Regions from separate parts of the Mus musculus genome. Here regions 2 and 3 are each linked to region 1. Evidence: chromatin loops called from intact Hi-C (ENCODE). Cell type or tissue: left cerebral cortex. All regions are shown on one strand. Links, peaks and the distances in the headings refer to the core of each region. The heading gives the core; the rest is flanking DNA.

Region 1 (5,291 bases), core at 604-4,603:
AAAATAAATTAGTATTTCTAAATATTTAGTGTTGTAGTAAGTATTCAATCTCAACTGGGGGTTCCTACCCTGCCTGTGATCATTCAGTTCCCAGATAAAAGACACACAACCTTTTTTTTTTTTTTTAAGATGTATTTATTTTATTTATATGAGTACACTGTAGCTGTCAGACACAGCAGAAGAGGACATTGGATCCCATTACAGATGGTTGTGAGCCACCATGTGGTTACTGGGAATAGAACTCAGGACCTCTGGAAGAGCAGTCAGTGCTCTTAACCGCTGAGCCATCTCTCCAGCCCCCGACACACAACCTTTATATTTATAATAAGCCCTTAATGCACTACAGCTGGGCAAATATCTACCCTTTAAGCTTTTATATCTACTTCCCTGTCAATAACCCCGAGTTATAACTTGTCATGTTCCATCTGGGCTGCTCTTAACTCCAGTTGGCCAGCCCTCAAGGCCATATTTTCATGACTCATTTATCCCATAGTATCTTCCCTCTCTCCATCTAAGACTCCCTCCTTGTGGTCTCTCCTCAGACTCCAAGCCCGGGAACCCAAACCCCACCTATCTTTCTTCTGTCCAGTTATAGGCTGTAGGCATCTTTATTCACCAATCAGGGATAACTTGGGGAGCAAGATTACATGGTATCTCTTATGTGTGTGCAGATTCTCTTGTCCCTGGGAACCAGTATTTAGTATTACAATACATACCAAAACCAAACCTCAACAATTTAGTGTGTGTGCAGGGGCATATGTGCAGGTGTGTGTGTGTGTGTGTGTGTGTGTGTGTGTGTGCTCACCCTTGTTGGCAGCCATTCCCATTTAAACCACCACAGCCCTGTACCTTCTTCAGGGTCTGGGACCTGCATGGTAGGAGGAAGCACACCTATGCCCGGACATCTCTCAGCTTCTGTCCTGTCCCTCTCCCTCAGATGTCCCTCGCTCACTCAGCTTCCACTGAAAGTCTTGCTCCCCAGCACTAAGAACTGAGCCAGAACAGGATATGGGAGAATCGGGTGCCGCCGCTGCCCTTGCAAAACTAATAATCAAAGGATTAGATAGACTTTGCTCAAAATGCCGTAGAAATAGCATGTAAAGACTGGCCACAGTGTCACATGCCTGTGACCCAGGCACTCTGGAGTACAGGAAGGATGATCAGGAGTTCAAGGTCAGAGAAAGGTTGAAGTCTGGACCACGTGAGATATTTTCTCATAAAAGCAAAGCGAAACAAAACAAAAATGAAGACTGACTGGACCCACATTTAAACCCAGCACTCAGGAGACAGAGGCAGTTGGATCTCTGAGTTTGAGGCTAGCCTGGTCTACATGGCAAGTTCTAGCCCAGTCAGTGTTATGCAATGAGACTATGTTTAAGAAGAAGAAAAAAGGGCTGGAGAGATGGCTCAGAGGTTAAGGTTAAGAGCACCAACTGCTCATCTGAAGATCCTGAGTTCAAATCCTAGCAACCACATGGTGGCTCACAACCATCTGTAATGAGATCTGATGCCCTCTTCTGGTATGTCTGAAGACAGCTACAGTGTACTTGCATATAATAAATAAATACATGAAGAAGAAGAAGAAGAAGAAGAAGAAGAAGAAGAAGAAGAAGAAGAAGAGGAGGAGGAGGAGGAGGAGGAGGAAGAGGAAGAGGAAGAGGAAGAAGAAAATCAAAATTAAAAAGAAGCTGAGAAAGGCCCCTAGCAGCGTCTTCACCCCATTTTCCTCCAAAGAGGAATGCTACAGGAATGTAATCTGTAGCAGTCTCATAGAAGATTCTAGGCGTAGCCAAACACAGCTGAATACAGCCCCATGAACACTGCAGCCAGAGTCATGGAAGACTAAAGTACAGTCCCAGGGAAGCCGGGCTTAAGATGAAGGTGGCAGTGGGTCAAATGAATTAGATGAAGTGGAAATCGTAGACTTCACGGACTGAAGCTGAGTTTCTAGCTGTAACTGGGGAAAGGGCGGAGGAGGCGTGGCCTCTGGGGAAGATGGCGGATCTAGGTGCGACCATTGGCTGCGCCACCCTCCTGATTTCCACAGAGGCCAATCTTGGGGGAGGGGACAGCCTCTGGGACGCCCACCAATCTAGTCAAGGGCAGCTATTGTGGGGCAAATCGCTCTTGGTGTCCTTTTCTTGTCGGAGATACATAATGATACAGGAAAAGGGGCGAATTGAACCTAGACCAGGTTTCTTCTCAACACCACTGATTGATATAAAATTCCCTGTGTTTGCTGACTCCTCTATTTCTGTCCACTCTGCCTGGCCTTTACTTGGGCTCCCTGGCAGAGATAGAGAGGCTCTTACTAGGTAGCAATAGCTTGCCAACCACGCCCACGGATGTACTTCCACCCACTCACCAAGAGGTGGCAGCACCACCCCAGGTTGCTTGCTTGGAAGCCTGTGTGATCTCTTGAAGAAAATTCATTTTCCTGCAGGCATCAGTGCACTTTTTTCCTGATGAGGAAAGTGGGGCCAGTAAGAAAACGATTAGGGTTGCCTTTCATCCCCAATAGCGTGTTCTGATGGCTCTCTGACCCGATCCCAAAGGAGATTCAGTCCTTGCTTCTGGGGAGCATTTTAGCAACCTCTTGAGGTATTTTTGATCTTCACAGGTTGGGTGTAGGAGGCTGTCATAATTAATCTTCATTGTCAACCTGCCTGGGTTTGGAATCACCTAGGAAACACACCCGTGTGTGGCGGTTGCACAGAGGAGGGAAGACCCTGGATGTAGGCGGTACCATCCCATGACTGGGGGCAGGGACGCGGGGGGGGGGGGGGAGGGCAAGACTGAATCAAACAGGAGGAAAGGAAAGAGCAAACCGACCACTGGCACCCCTTCCCATCTCCTACCCGCAGATGCAGTGTGACTAGAATCCACACACTCCTGCCCCCAAGCCTTCCCCACCACAACGGAGTACCCTCAAACCAGAATAAACCTTACCTTCCTGAAGCCAATCAAGGGATAATGCTGGGGGGGGGGGGCATGGGCAGGCCTCTGTGCCGGACCTTGGAGGGACCAGGCATGCCAAAGTCCTTGCCTTCCTTCCAGGAGATCAGGCTTCAGAGAGAGATGATGTCTCTGTGAAGTGAGAAGTATGGTCTTGGGGACAACTGAGAGACTAAGATAGAATGGCACAGACAGAGATCGACTTTAACAGCCATGATGGAGTGTGGGGCCAGAGATATGGGTTCTGGAAGCCAAGCTCTGCTCTCTGCACGTGCAGCAAGCACTCCTAACCACTGAGCTATCTCTCCAGCACCCCGTGCGTTCTATTTTTCCGTTACTAGCAGTTCAGTGGGTGTGCCTGCACTACATCACTATGGATAGGGGATCGATGTGTTGCATGTGATAGACCACATGGAGGCAATGGGAATTCTTCTTTGGATTCCTTGGGACAGGGCTTCTCTATGTAGCTCTGACTGTCCTGGAACTCGCTCTGTAGACCAGGAGCCTCCAGAGATCCACCTGCTTCTGCCTCTCCAGTGCTGGGATTAAAAGTGTGTGCTACCCCCTCACCCAGAGGCAATAGGAATTCCTTATCTCATGGGACCGCCCCCGTGTCTACTCATCTGTGTCCTCACACAGGGAGACAGGAGCGCCTGCTCTGAAGAAGCTCCAGTGACAAGAGAAGACGTCACCTGCTGGCTTTGAAGTTGGAGGAAGAGGCTACATGGCAGGAACCATAACTCCTCAGGCTGAAGAAGACAAACATAAGGATATCCCTGAGAGCCAGGGAGGAAGCCTGCCTGACGACACTTTTGTGCCTACCCAGGGAAGCCATTTTAGGTTTCTGGCTGCCAGCACTGTAAATATTGTTTGGTCTTGTTGAGACAGGGTCTCAGGCTATAGGCGTGGATGGCCTCATACTTAATGTGGCCCGGAGCGGCCTTGGTCATCCTCTTGCTCCTGTCTCGAAAGGGTTGGGATTCTAGGTGTGTACCAACACTCCTGACTCAAAATGGTGTTTCTTTGGACCACCAAATGTGTGCTAATTCAGAGCAGCATAAAGAAACAAATGTAGGGGTGGTGGGGTGGCTTAGTGGGTAGGGATGCTTCCTGTCAAGCTTGACAGCTGGGATCAGCTTACTCCTTGGAATCCAAAGGGTGGGTCCCAAATGTCCTCTGATTTTCATATTCATGTAGACCCAAACCCTCCCACCACCACCAAATATATAAGCAGACAAACAAATAACTAAAACATAAAAATAACAATATTCTAGCTAGCCACTGCTAGTGGTGTACACCTTTAATTCCAGCTCTGGGGAGGCAGAGGCAGAGGAAGGCAGATCTCTGTGAGTGAGGCAAGCTTGATCTACAGAGTGAATTCCAGGACAGCCAGAGATACGTGGTGAGACCACTGCCTCAAAAACAAAAACAAAAACAAAACAAAAAAAACCCACAAGGGCCGGGCATGGTGGCACATTTGTTTTATATCAGAACGCCATGGGGTGAGGGGGCAGCTCTGTGAGTTCAAGGCCAGCCTAGTCCATAGAGTTCCAGGACAGCAAGGGCTGTTACAGAGAAACTCTTTCTCCAAAACAAAATGACAACAAAATCCACAAAAAATAAACAAAAATAAACAAAAAAAAAGAGAAAGAAAAAAAGAAAAGAAAAATAAAGATAAAAAGTACCAGATACTAGGACATTTGTTTTTCAGAAGGATATTTGGGGCCAGCAACTTAACTATGTTATACATAGTAAATTAAATTGTATTCTCTGAAAGATATGCTGGTCTTGAACCGATAAGCTCCAGATTCAGTAGAGACCCTGGCTCAAAGTAAGGCTGACAGGACGGCCCAGTGGGTAAAGTGCTTGCCACAGAAGCCTGAGGGCCTGAGGTCAATCCCCAGAACACACTGTAGGACAGGGCTGATTCCTGACCCTTCACATCTATGCCAGGGCAAATGTGCTCATGCTCACGTGTGACTAACACACACACACACACACACACACACACACACACCACGTTAAATAACAGGACAAGATATTAGCCCAAAAATAAAGACATAAAATAAATTAATAAAGGCTCTGAATGAAAACTGGGAATTAGTGAAACAGCACAGACAATGATGTGAGGGTCTATCATGGGCTCCGTGGGTGATCTGCGCGGTGCTCCATTCCGGTGGTCACTGTCCACTGGTTTGAAGGCCTCTGAGCCCTTAGCAATGAAGGGAGATTCCACACCAGCGAAGTAAAGCTCTGTGGAAGGCGCCTGGGGTGTCTCCCATCCATCGCACTCACCCTTCCTTGCTGGTGTTTAGAGAAACAAAAAACCTACCTAT
Region 2 (5,291 bases), core at 722-4,721, 300 kb after region 1:
TTCCCAAGAGCAGCAGCAGACACACATGTTTATCTTTAGGGTTATTTTATTTCTTATGAATATGTGTGTTTTACCTCTGTACCATGCCTATGCCTGGTGCTGGCAAAGAACAGGAGAGAGTGTTGGATCCCCTGAAACTGGAGTTACAGATGGTTGTGAGACACCGTGTCGGTTCTGGGAATCAAACACAGATCTTCTGAAAGAACAGTCAGTGCTCTTAATCTCCAAAATATCTCTCCAACCATGTCTTTTTTACATTCTAAATTCATACACTCATGGTAGCTCAGACCTTCCGGTGAGGTAGGGGGATAATGAGTTAGAGGCCAGCCTGGGCTACACAACAAGATTGAAGTCAGCCTGGGTTACATTACACAAGACTCTGAAAACAAAATTAACCAACGAAACAAACACACAAAGACCCTCTGAATACAAAGTCTCTTCTCATTTCTAGTAAAACATCTTGTGCACACAGAGCAGACACTGGGTTGTTATCACCTGTCCCAGCTTCATGTCTAAAGCAAATGCAACTCCTCAACACGCCACAGGGCAGAGGGCACGTCCATGCTGAATTTATTCCCAAAGTAAAGAAGTCACAATGTGCTCTGACAACTTACACATTAGAGCAAAACCAAGAAGCACAGCTCGCCTTCCCCAAAGGTATTCTACAGGCCTACAGATAACTGAACTTGATCAGGACAAAGCTACTACGTCTTTGGTCTGTTAAGCCTTATCTCAGGAATTCTCACAATATCTCCAAAAAAACGGAGCCCAGCGGTTAAGAGGACTCAGTCTCTGTTTCTAGCATTCACATGGCAGCTCACAATGTCTGAAACTCCAGTTCCAAGGAATTTGATGCCCTTTCTGGCTTGTGTATGAGGCCAGCACATACATGCAGCCAAAACAATTCATATACACTAAAACAACTTAATGTCTCTCAGGAAAAAAAATTTTTTTTCCGAGACAGCAGGGTTTCTCTGTATAGCCCTGGCTGTCCTAGAACTCACTCTGTAGACCAGGCTGGCCTTGAACTCAGAAATCCGCCTGCCTCTGCCTCCCAAGTGCTGGGGTCAAAGGTGTGCACCACCAAGCCCGGCTGCTAAATCTATTCTTTTTAATGTTAATTTACTTTGTGTGTGTGTGTGTGTGTGTGTGTGTGTGTGTGTGTGTGTGTGTGTGTAAGCTATTGTCCCATTTTCCAACTGAAAAACCTGAGGCAACATAACAATACACACACACACACACACACACACACACATGCACACACATGCAGACACACACACACACACACACACACACACACACACACACACACACACACAGCTACCCAGTTAAGAAATGGTAAAGGGGGTTGGAGAGATGACTCAGCAATTTGGCTGCTCTTCCTAAGAACTGGGGGCTCAATTCACAGCAGCCACATGGTGACCACCTGTAATTCCAATGCCCTCTTCTAGCTTTTGTGGGCACCAGGCACACATGTGGTACACAGACATACATGAAGCCAAACAATCATACATGTAAAATGTAAAGAAATGGTAAAGGTGAACCTAGAGAGATGGCTCAGAGGTTAAGAGCACTCATTGGCCGGGCGTGGTAGCACACGCCTTTGATACATACTATCTACATAAGTACATAAATAAATCTCTCTTAAGGGGAAAAGGCAGCGGCAGAGGTGCTGACCACTGAGTGTGCCTCTTCATTCAGGCACTCTGATGCTCATCTGGACTGATGTTACACTCTTTATGGCTTTTAATAAAAGAGGAGTGTTTGTTCAATACATTTTTTTTCAATGAAAGGATCTGCAGAATTGTAAAGGTATAAGAGTTTCGATGAATGTTCTGATCCTACTAGATGGATTTGGAGAAGAGAGAAAGACGAAAGGAAATGGCTTTCCAAATTAAAAAACAACCCAGGGGCTATTGATGGCAAAATTATTCCATAATAAACCGTGTTTTGTCACAAGGCATTTTAGCATGATAACACAATCCATTTCAGTGTAATAATTAGTACTGCAAAGAAATTACCCAAAGGAGCTGCTGAAGTGTAAATGTGTGGGGCCCACATGAAAGCTGCTCCAGGTTTGCTCTGAAATATCCCAAGATTAGGAATCATCCCGGAGGAGACCCATCCTCATTTAGGGGATTGTAAGCAAAAAGCACTGATGGATTCAGTACCCATCTTCAGAACCTAGTCCAGTCCAACAGGGGACCTACTGCTTGCCCTCCCTCCTACCAGGAGGCCTGAAAAGGCTAGACTTTGGGCTCCCTCTGGAGGAAACATAGAAATGAGGAAGTCATATGTAGCCCATCTGACAGCGTCTAAGGACCTACTATAATCTATCTTCTGGGATACAGAAAATGAAATTAATACTATCACACTGCATGTAGGCTCAGTAGCGTGTGCTTGTAGTCCAAGCTACAAGAAAGGGAGTCAGAAGAGTTACATGAGTTCAGAGCTCAGGACAAACCTGTGATACAGTGAGACCCTATGCCAAACAAAAAGCCAAACAACAGAAAGACATGTTGGCATGCTCCTTTTGCTTTCCTGAGGGCTTAGCATGTGTGGTGCTTAAATTTTATTCACCACAAATCAAATGTTCTTGAGCGCCAATGTATTCTGAGCCCTGCTCTAGGCATGGGGAATACGGCAGTGAATTATGCAGTAGACCCTGCTCGTCTGAAAGTAGATTTCAGTAGGCAAGATAAACAACAGAAAGGAGCTTACCAGACTGGCAAGTGCTATACAAAAGTCATACAAGATATGGGAGTGGGGTGGAAATGGAAGCAACATGTTGCTTATATAGAAGCACAGATGGACAGCAGCCTTCCCCGGACGAGTGGACAGTGAGGAGACCCTGAAGTCACCCGACTGGGGGTGGGATTTCTAAGCACAGAGACTCAGGGGAACAAGGGCACTGGACGACTGACCTTCTAGGTCAGGGTGGAATGACAGGAAAGCAGTAAATGAAACCAAAAGAGGGAGAAGGCAGACTTGTGGGGAGGCAGCCACCTAACCTCTGTGTGCTGACAAAGCAACATATCTGAGGACTTTTAGGAGCATTCTGGTAGAACTGGGAAGAAAGAATTGGAAAGAAACTGACAGTTGAAAAAGAGCAAGAGCATGAAGGCCTGCGAGGGCCTTCCTAGCGAGCCTGGCAAGGGATGTCATAAAAACAGCGAACAGTCAAGTGCTTACACCCTGGAACTGCTTCAAGACAGATCTGAAAGGTGGAGGTAAGAGAAGAGTAGAAGCTAACTCCACAAATTTTTTCCTGAGCAACAAATAGAAAGGAGTTGCTGTCACCTGCAATTGTGGAATGACTGAGGAAGAGGGGACATGGTCAGAGACCCTTGTCACCAGTGCACTGAGTTTGACACGCCTCTTACATGTCTCAGTGTCACTGGACACTTGAAAATCTGAATGTGGAGTTTCAGGACATCTAGGCTAGGGAGGAACAAATTTGTCCTTTTTATAATCTAAGACATTTAAAATGATATGAGTGATATGCTAGTTTGCCAGGCTGTCCGAATAAGAAATCAAACTATAGGAATACATGAGAGTCTCAAAAACAAAACAAGCCAATGCCAACACCACCACACAGAGAGGAGAGGAAACATAATCTATAACAACTACCTCTTACCAATTCTAAAATAAAAACTAACCTATTAGATGAGCCTAGTTTTAGCTCGAAGAGCTTGTTAACTACTTTCCTTGTCAGTGTGGCCTGAGTGCTACCCGTCACCTCAGGATTATGTTTTCAGAGAAAGAAGAATCGTTGTAGACCTGTCTCCATGGTCACAGTTTATCTGCTCTCCTACCTGTTAGGAGGTTGGGAACAGAGAATAGGTTCTTTTTTTTTTTTTTTTTTCTTTTTTTCATTTTTTATTAGGTATTTAGCTCATTTACATTTCCAATGCTATACCAAAAGTCCCCCATACCCATCCACCCCCACTCTCCTACCCGCCCACTCCCCCTTTTTGGCCCTGGCGTTCCCCTGTTCTGGGGCATATAAAGTTTGCGTGTCCAATGGGCCTCTCTTTCCAGTGATGGCCGACTAGGCCATCTTTTGATACATATGCAGCTAGAGCCAAGAGAATAGGTTCTTTCTGTGCCTTGCTTTCCATGAGAAGGCTGCTTTCTTGAAATCATATAGCCCAGCATTAATGTGTGTGTATCTTTACATGTAGTCTTTTTTAAAAAAAATAATTTATTTAAAACAATTTTTCTTAAAGATTTATTTATCTTATGTATGTGAGTACACCGATGCTCTCTTTGGACACACCAGAAGAGGAGATCAGATCCCATTACAGGTGGCTGTGATCCACCATGTGGTTGCTGGGATTTGAACTCAGGACCTCTGGAAGAGCAGTCAGTGCTCTAAACCGCTGAGCCATCTCTCCAACCCTTATTTAAAAAATTTAAAGAATGCTTTCTTGTTTATAATCACCTTGAACTGCAGCTCCTCATTCACCTAAGATTCCTCAATTATTTCTCTCTACAATTCTGTGGACCTTAGTAAGGTGGCCCAGTCCCCCTGGAGGGGCCTTTAGTTTGCCCTTCAGACAGCACGGTTGAGTTGGAGCAGCCTTCCTTCTCTTCAGAGTCCCTACACACTGGTGTAATGTGTTCCTATGTCTATGCACTGAATGACACAGGCCAGAAGAGAGGGTCAGATTTCCGGGCACTGTCATTATAGGCAGTTCTGAGCCTGTGTGGGTGCTGGGAACCAAACATAGCTCTTTCACAAGAACAGCAAGAGCTCTTACTCACTGAGCCATCTTCTGGCCCCCATATGCTTTTTGGGGGTGATAGGTGGGGTTTTCTTCTTTTTTTTTCTTTTGTTTTGTTTTATAGGTCCTCATGTGTGCCACATGTCTGGTTTATACAGTGCAAGAGACTGAACCCAGGGTTTCATGCATGCTAGGCAAACACTCGACCAACTATGCTACATTCATGACCCTGAATCAAAACTTTTTTAAGACTCCAAAAACCATATAGGCTACTGCCAGTGCACACTAGAACTTAATGGTGAGCCCCCCACTGTTAAAGACACCACATACTTTTGTCCCAAGTCATGGAGAAATCAAGTTGGTACTTACCAAGAACGTTTCTTCCCGGCTGGCTAGTTAGCACTGTCCTGGAAGGTGCCGTGCTGACTGCTGAGGGGGGGAAAAGACATCAGCAGGCTAACCTAGCTATAGACCTATGCACTACAATAATGACTGGCACAGCCAGAATGTTGTAGGGATAAATGATAAATGATAATTGCATTTAAGGTCTGCAAAGACAAAATG
Region 3 (5,291 bases), core at 722-4,721, 290 kb after region 1:
GCTCTTGTAACTTTCTTTTTTATTTCTTTTGTTTGTTTTTGTTTTTGTCTTCGAGACAGGGTTTCTCTGCGTAGCCCTGGCTGTCCTGGAACTTACTATGTAGACCAGGCTGGCCTCGAACTCAGAAATCTGCCTGCCTCTGCCTCCCAAGTGCTGGGATTAAAGGTGTGGGCCACCACTGCCCAGCTCTTTTTTTATTTCTTTTCGGTTTTTCTGAGACAAGGTCTCACTAAGTATCCTTGCCTGCCCTGTAACTATGTAGATCAGTCCAGCCTCAACTGGCTGCTTCTGCCTCCTGAGTGATGGGATTAAAGGCATGCACCACTAAGCCTGCCTTTCTATTTTTTTTCAAGGTTATTCCATGTTTTAGCGAGCGTCAGTACTTAACTCCTTCAAATGTTATCATCATTATGGGTGCATGCATGCACCCATGTATGATGTGGAGGGGTGCTGCATGTAGCACAGTATGTGTCTGGGGACCTGAAGATAGCTGTAAAGTTGATTCTTTCCCTCTGGGGCTGACACTCGGGTCCCAGGCTTGCACTGCATCGTTACCTGCTGAGCTGCCTTGCCAGCCACCCTTTTCCTTTCTATGAACAGATATTACTCTGCCCCATGGACATGACACAGTTCTGCTCACGTTTCTTTGTCGATGATTGCTTTCACTTCTATTGGACATACACAGGAGCAGAACTTTTGTGCAACCAGTTGAGGATTGACCAGACTTTTTTTTTTTTTTTCCAAAACACTCCCATTACTCTCTGCCCCAACTTCAGTGTGTAGGAAGATTCTAATTTCTCCAGGGTCTAACTGGTGTTTGTTATTACATGGTCTTCTGTCTATCCTAGGGATAGTAAAATTGCATCTAATTTGAAGTTTGATGTACAATTCTCTGAGAACTAAATACTTTCGAGCTTATTAAAGATACTAGCCACCTGTACATCTTCCTCAGAGAACTCTCTACTCAAATCCTGCCTTAATTAGTATGGCCTTCCACGAGCAAATGTCATCACAGAATCCCTCAGCAGACATTTATTTTCTGGTAACTCTAGAGGCTGCAAATGCAAGTTCACAGTGCCAGCCTGGGCAGGAGCTGCTGACAGCACTCCTGGCTCGCAGGTGTTCACTGTTCACTGCAAACAGCCCTGGCTCCGAGCCTGCTCAGCTGGTTTTTATTGTTAATCTACACCCTGAGTCTCTAGCATCTCTTCTTCCAAGGACACTGACCCTATCAGATCAAGGTCTATCCTTACGACTTCAGGTAGGCTTAATTACTTTAGCAAAAACCCGTCTTCAAAACTAGTACACATGTAGGGTTAGGGTTTCAACAAGTAAGACTGACAAAGATGGGCATGGTGGGTTACAATTCAGCCCATGCAAATTCCTTTGCTCACTTTAAGAATTGAGTAAATTCTCTGAGTTTGCTTTTTGAGCTGTGATAAACACTATGACAGAACACACCTTGAGAAAGAAAGGATCTATTTCAGCTAATACTTCTTGACAACAGCCCATCATTAGGGAAGTCAGTGCAGGAACCCAAGGGCAGGAGCCTGGAGCAGGAACTGTGGAGGAAGGCAGCTTACTGGCTTGTTCACATTCAGCTTTCTTAGCCCAAGTCCAATGGCCTAAGAATGGTGCCACCCATAACCGGTCAGTTAGGCCCCACATCAATCAACAGTCAAGACAGCTTCTCACAAATGTAGCCACAGGCCAATCTGATCTAGGGAATCCCTCCTGAAAATAAAAACCAGCTAACACAGTGATCATACTGAGTTATAGACTTCTTCACACGGGTCCCTTCCTATCCTCAAGGGACTATTGTCTGCCTCCCTCCCCGGCATGAGACAATTCTAGAGACAGTACAGCTCTCACTTGCCATTGTGCCATTCACAACTTACCCACAGCCCATCCTCCATGCACATTTTCTCCAACCCCATACACTCAGAGCACTTCCCATTGCTCTAACCACAGCGGCATCAGTCAGGAGACAATGCAGGAGAGCCCCTTCACCCCAAGACCTCCACCATGACTCATGCCAGCCCATTCTAGCCAACTAATAACACACTTCGGTATTCCCAACACTCAGGAGGCTGACACTGGAGGAACATGAGTTCAAGGTCAATGTGGGCTGTGTACTGAGTTCCCAACCAGCACAACAATAGCAATATCTAAACAAAACCAAACTCCCACCTTACAACTTCTTACCTTGTCTCTCCTGTTCTTTCCCAAGATGCCACAGTAAACAGTCTGGCCTGGTTTCCCTCCATGTACCAGCCTCTCCCCCCACCCCCACCCCCCATAAGCCCTGGTGCTTCACCACATGCCTCCTTGTGGATGGCACGTCCCTTTCACCTATCCAAGTATCACTGAGGGCCAATACTGCTCATCTTCTGAGATCAGGCACATTCAGAGTGACATGGTCATTGGTGAGTATCTATATATCTTGTGACTTAATGCTCTAATTCCTAGCAATTTAAATATCTCCAGATAGAGGACTTATAGTTTTCCTCACATTTAAAAATATCTCAGCTATTATTTCTTCTCCCCCTTCTCTTCCTTCTGGAGTACAAGAGCATGTTCCCTTAATATTGTCTCAACTTCACTTTTCCCCGTTTTGTTATTTTTTGTTTGTTTAATTTCATTTTGATCCTTATCATCTAATTTGAGTATTTTCTACTTGTCTTAAGGAGATGTATCATTTCTTTTGGCTTTAGAAAGCTCCATTTGGATTGTGGGGTATTCGGGGGGATGTCAGACCAGGGTATCATGCATGCAAGACAAGCATAGTCTTTGATTCTTTGGTTTTGTAAATTCCTCCCCTCAGCATAGTTTGTCAGCTTGACAGCACAAAAAGCCATATGGCAAGAAGGGGACTTGCCACAGAAGACATCTGTCCAAGGAACTGCAGTAAGAGTGAGAAAGGAGCCAGAGGCAGCTGGAAGGCCGGCTGCAATGCAGATCAGACCTGTGTGAAAGGGGAAAGACTCCAGTAGCATCCTGTGTTCTCCGGAGGAGGAGAACCTTCTGGTTCCTGAGGAGCCAGTCAGGGATGAATGCAGGAAGTGTGGCCTCAATGCAAACTCAGTATTGCACTGCAGGGTGCAACAGTGAGGCTATCAGGAAACAACTTCTCCCCAAGTCTAAGAGGTACGTTTTGGAGGCCCCCAAATATCCACCAAAATACATTTACTCCAAATTTGGAGAGAGGGTCATTTCCATGGTTCCCATTACTTTTTCTTCCTGGGGAGAATTCAGGAAACAGACAGCTGATCTCAGGCCAGCAGCTCAGACCCCAGCTGTCTCATGGTCCACTGAACTAACAACTGGGTCTTTACAAGCTCTCAGGGCAAATATGATGGTGCAGAAACCTCTGTTTCCAAGTCTCCTGACCCTCTTGGCAAGAGTATCTTCCCAGTTGGAGGCTGCCTTGTATGTCCATTCAGTTAACGGAACTGTGAAGTAACAGCAAGAGACACTGACATGGCTACTTTTTGTTCACACATACACCACTCTGTCCTCTTCATGTCACAGGAATGAAGTGGAATCATAAGGGTTCTAAGGAGGGTCAATTGTGCTGGCTGGTGTTTCGCTGGGGCAAGCACATGAAGGAGTGTTTTCCTAAGTGGCCTAAGACAGACTCGTGAAGGAACATTTCACTGAAGCAGACACAGGTGAAAAGGATCTTCTGCTAAAGCAAGCACGTGAAAGGACATGTGATGGGTTCTTTGCTAAGGACAAACATGTATTGGTCGGCCTTACACTGGAGTTGAGCTGCATTTCTTGGGATCCCATAGAAAGAAATGCACCAAAAAAACTTCTTGGTGTGCCATTATCTAATTTTTTTTCTTGTCGATTTCAAGGACTTGGGCTGATTGGCAGAGTGATGTCAGCTGAGACACACACATGTACTGAAGCAAGCAAGGCGAGTGCTGAGGCAAGACCCATGGAGGACACATGACGTTTGGAGGAAGTATAAATAGAACTTGATAGTGACAGAGGCTGAGCTAGGCTTGCTTATAGAGCAAGCTGTGAAATGCTGTAGGTCTCGAGTCTTTGCTGATCTCTGCTTCACTGAGAGAGACACAGCTGAGTACAACTCTTGGCATTCTGGGTCCCTCATGCTGCTGATTCGTGCTGAGGCTGAGGCTGAGGCCTGGCTGTCTCTGCTGGGTAGAGCCACCACTGCTGATTCATATTCGCTATCCTGACTCTACCGAACTGGACTGCTGATGTATCCCTGAAGTGTTTGTGAGTGGATCGAGCTGCTGCTGCTGACCTGTAGGAGCTGTTCCAAAGAACCTTTCTAAACAGGTCCACTTCCCCCATATCCTTTCTTTCCCACCACCTCTGGTGGGTGGTGGGCTAAAAGGGAGGTTAAAGCACTTAAGAACCATCATTAAAAGTAGACTTTGGGGCTGGTGAGATGGCTCAGGGGGTAAGAGCACCCGACTGCTCTTCCAAAGGTCCGAAGTTCAAATCCCAGCAACCACATGGTGGCTCACAACCACCTGTAACAGAGATCTGATGCCCTCTTCTGGTGCGTCTGAAGACAGCTACAGTGTACTTACATATAATAAATAAATAAATCTTTTTTTTTAAAAAGTAGACTTTGAAAAAATTAAAAGGTACACCGTAGTCCTGCCCAGTTCTGCTGACTACAGCAGCCTGTTCTTATTCTGTCAGAATGGTGACTTTCTTCCTGTCTGCTAGTCTCTGGACACAAGAAATGCCTTGGCAGTTATAACTTTTAACTGGGAATCTTGCTAGGACTTGACAGGAGCATGCCCTTTTTTTTTTTTTTTTTTTTTTTTTGAGATGAGGAATTCCATGTCTCCAAAGCTCAAGATTATAGGAATGGGAACACAACACACTCTAAGTGGTGTGTGAGCCCCTATGTTAGGAGCGATGGTCACTGGAACTACTTCTGGTCCCATGCCTGACTCCCACACTCAAGTATCTTGCCTGTTGGATAAGTACTCTAAAAGATCTCTGACTTAGTATACAGCCCACAGAATAGCCCATCATTCTTTGCATTTCCTCTGATGTACAAAGGCTGGTCCAGCATCTCACAAGGCTGGATGCCTTAGGATGGGACTCTGTGTGACAGTACCAGAAGAGCCCATGATCAGGAGCCACTCCCCATATCCCCATCTCCTTCACTGTGAAGAGGTTCAGTGTTGTAAGGTGTATGATTCCATGTCTAAGGATTAATTATAACCCCCAGGCAAGAATTCACGTGCAGTAGACACGGCTATACACAGGCTCTATATTATCACTGTGAGTATGAAATC

What was found. Hi-C counts contacts between places; a loop is a spot of excess contacts. Peaks named below come from ENCODE experiments on the same cell type or tissue, not always from the same donor. Only the 100,000 strongest peaks of a DNase experiment are listed, where the experiment ranks them.
Region 2: a loop joins it to region 1, with 2.6 times the contacts of the local background. A loop is called at or near these places in 6 of 42 quality-filtered maps.
Region 3: a loop joins it to region 1, with 2.3 times the contacts of the local background. A loop is called at or near these places in 6 of 42 quality-filtered maps.

What each region holds. Positions count from the first base shown.
Region 1 is chr11:52,343,528-52,348,818 of GRCm38, reverse strand. No RefSeq gene overlaps it. Among named protein-coding and RNA genes, the nearest start is that of Gm51894, 12 kb to the left of the region's middle. In left cerebral cortex, for the core only: CTCF peaks have their summits at 1,490 (motif pointing left) and 2,369 (motif pointing right); a DNase peak (open chromatin) is centred at 2,362; H3K4me3 peaks cover 348 bases; H3K27ac peaks cover 760 bases.
Region 2 is chr11:52,040,426-52,045,716 of GRCm38, reverse strand. It overlaps Cdkl3 (cyclin-dependent kinase-like 3), which reads right to left. Exons shown (of 14, transcript NM_001166654.1): 13 at 5,097-5,156. The coding sequence ends at 5,124. Among named protein-coding and RNA genes, the nearest start is that of Cdkl3, 39 kb to the right of the region's middle. In left cerebral cortex, for the core only: a CTCF peak has its summit at 2,264 (motif pointing left); no DNase peak of the experiment used is centred there.
Region 3 is chr11:52,055,058-52,060,348 of GRCm38, reverse strand. All of the region lies in intron 13 of Cdkl3 (cyclin-dependent kinase-like 3), which reads right to left. Among named protein-coding and RNA genes, the nearest start is that of Ppp2ca, 41 kb to the left of the region's middle. In left cerebral cortex, for the core only: a CTCF peak has its summit at 3,082; a DNase peak (open chromatin) is centred at 2,946.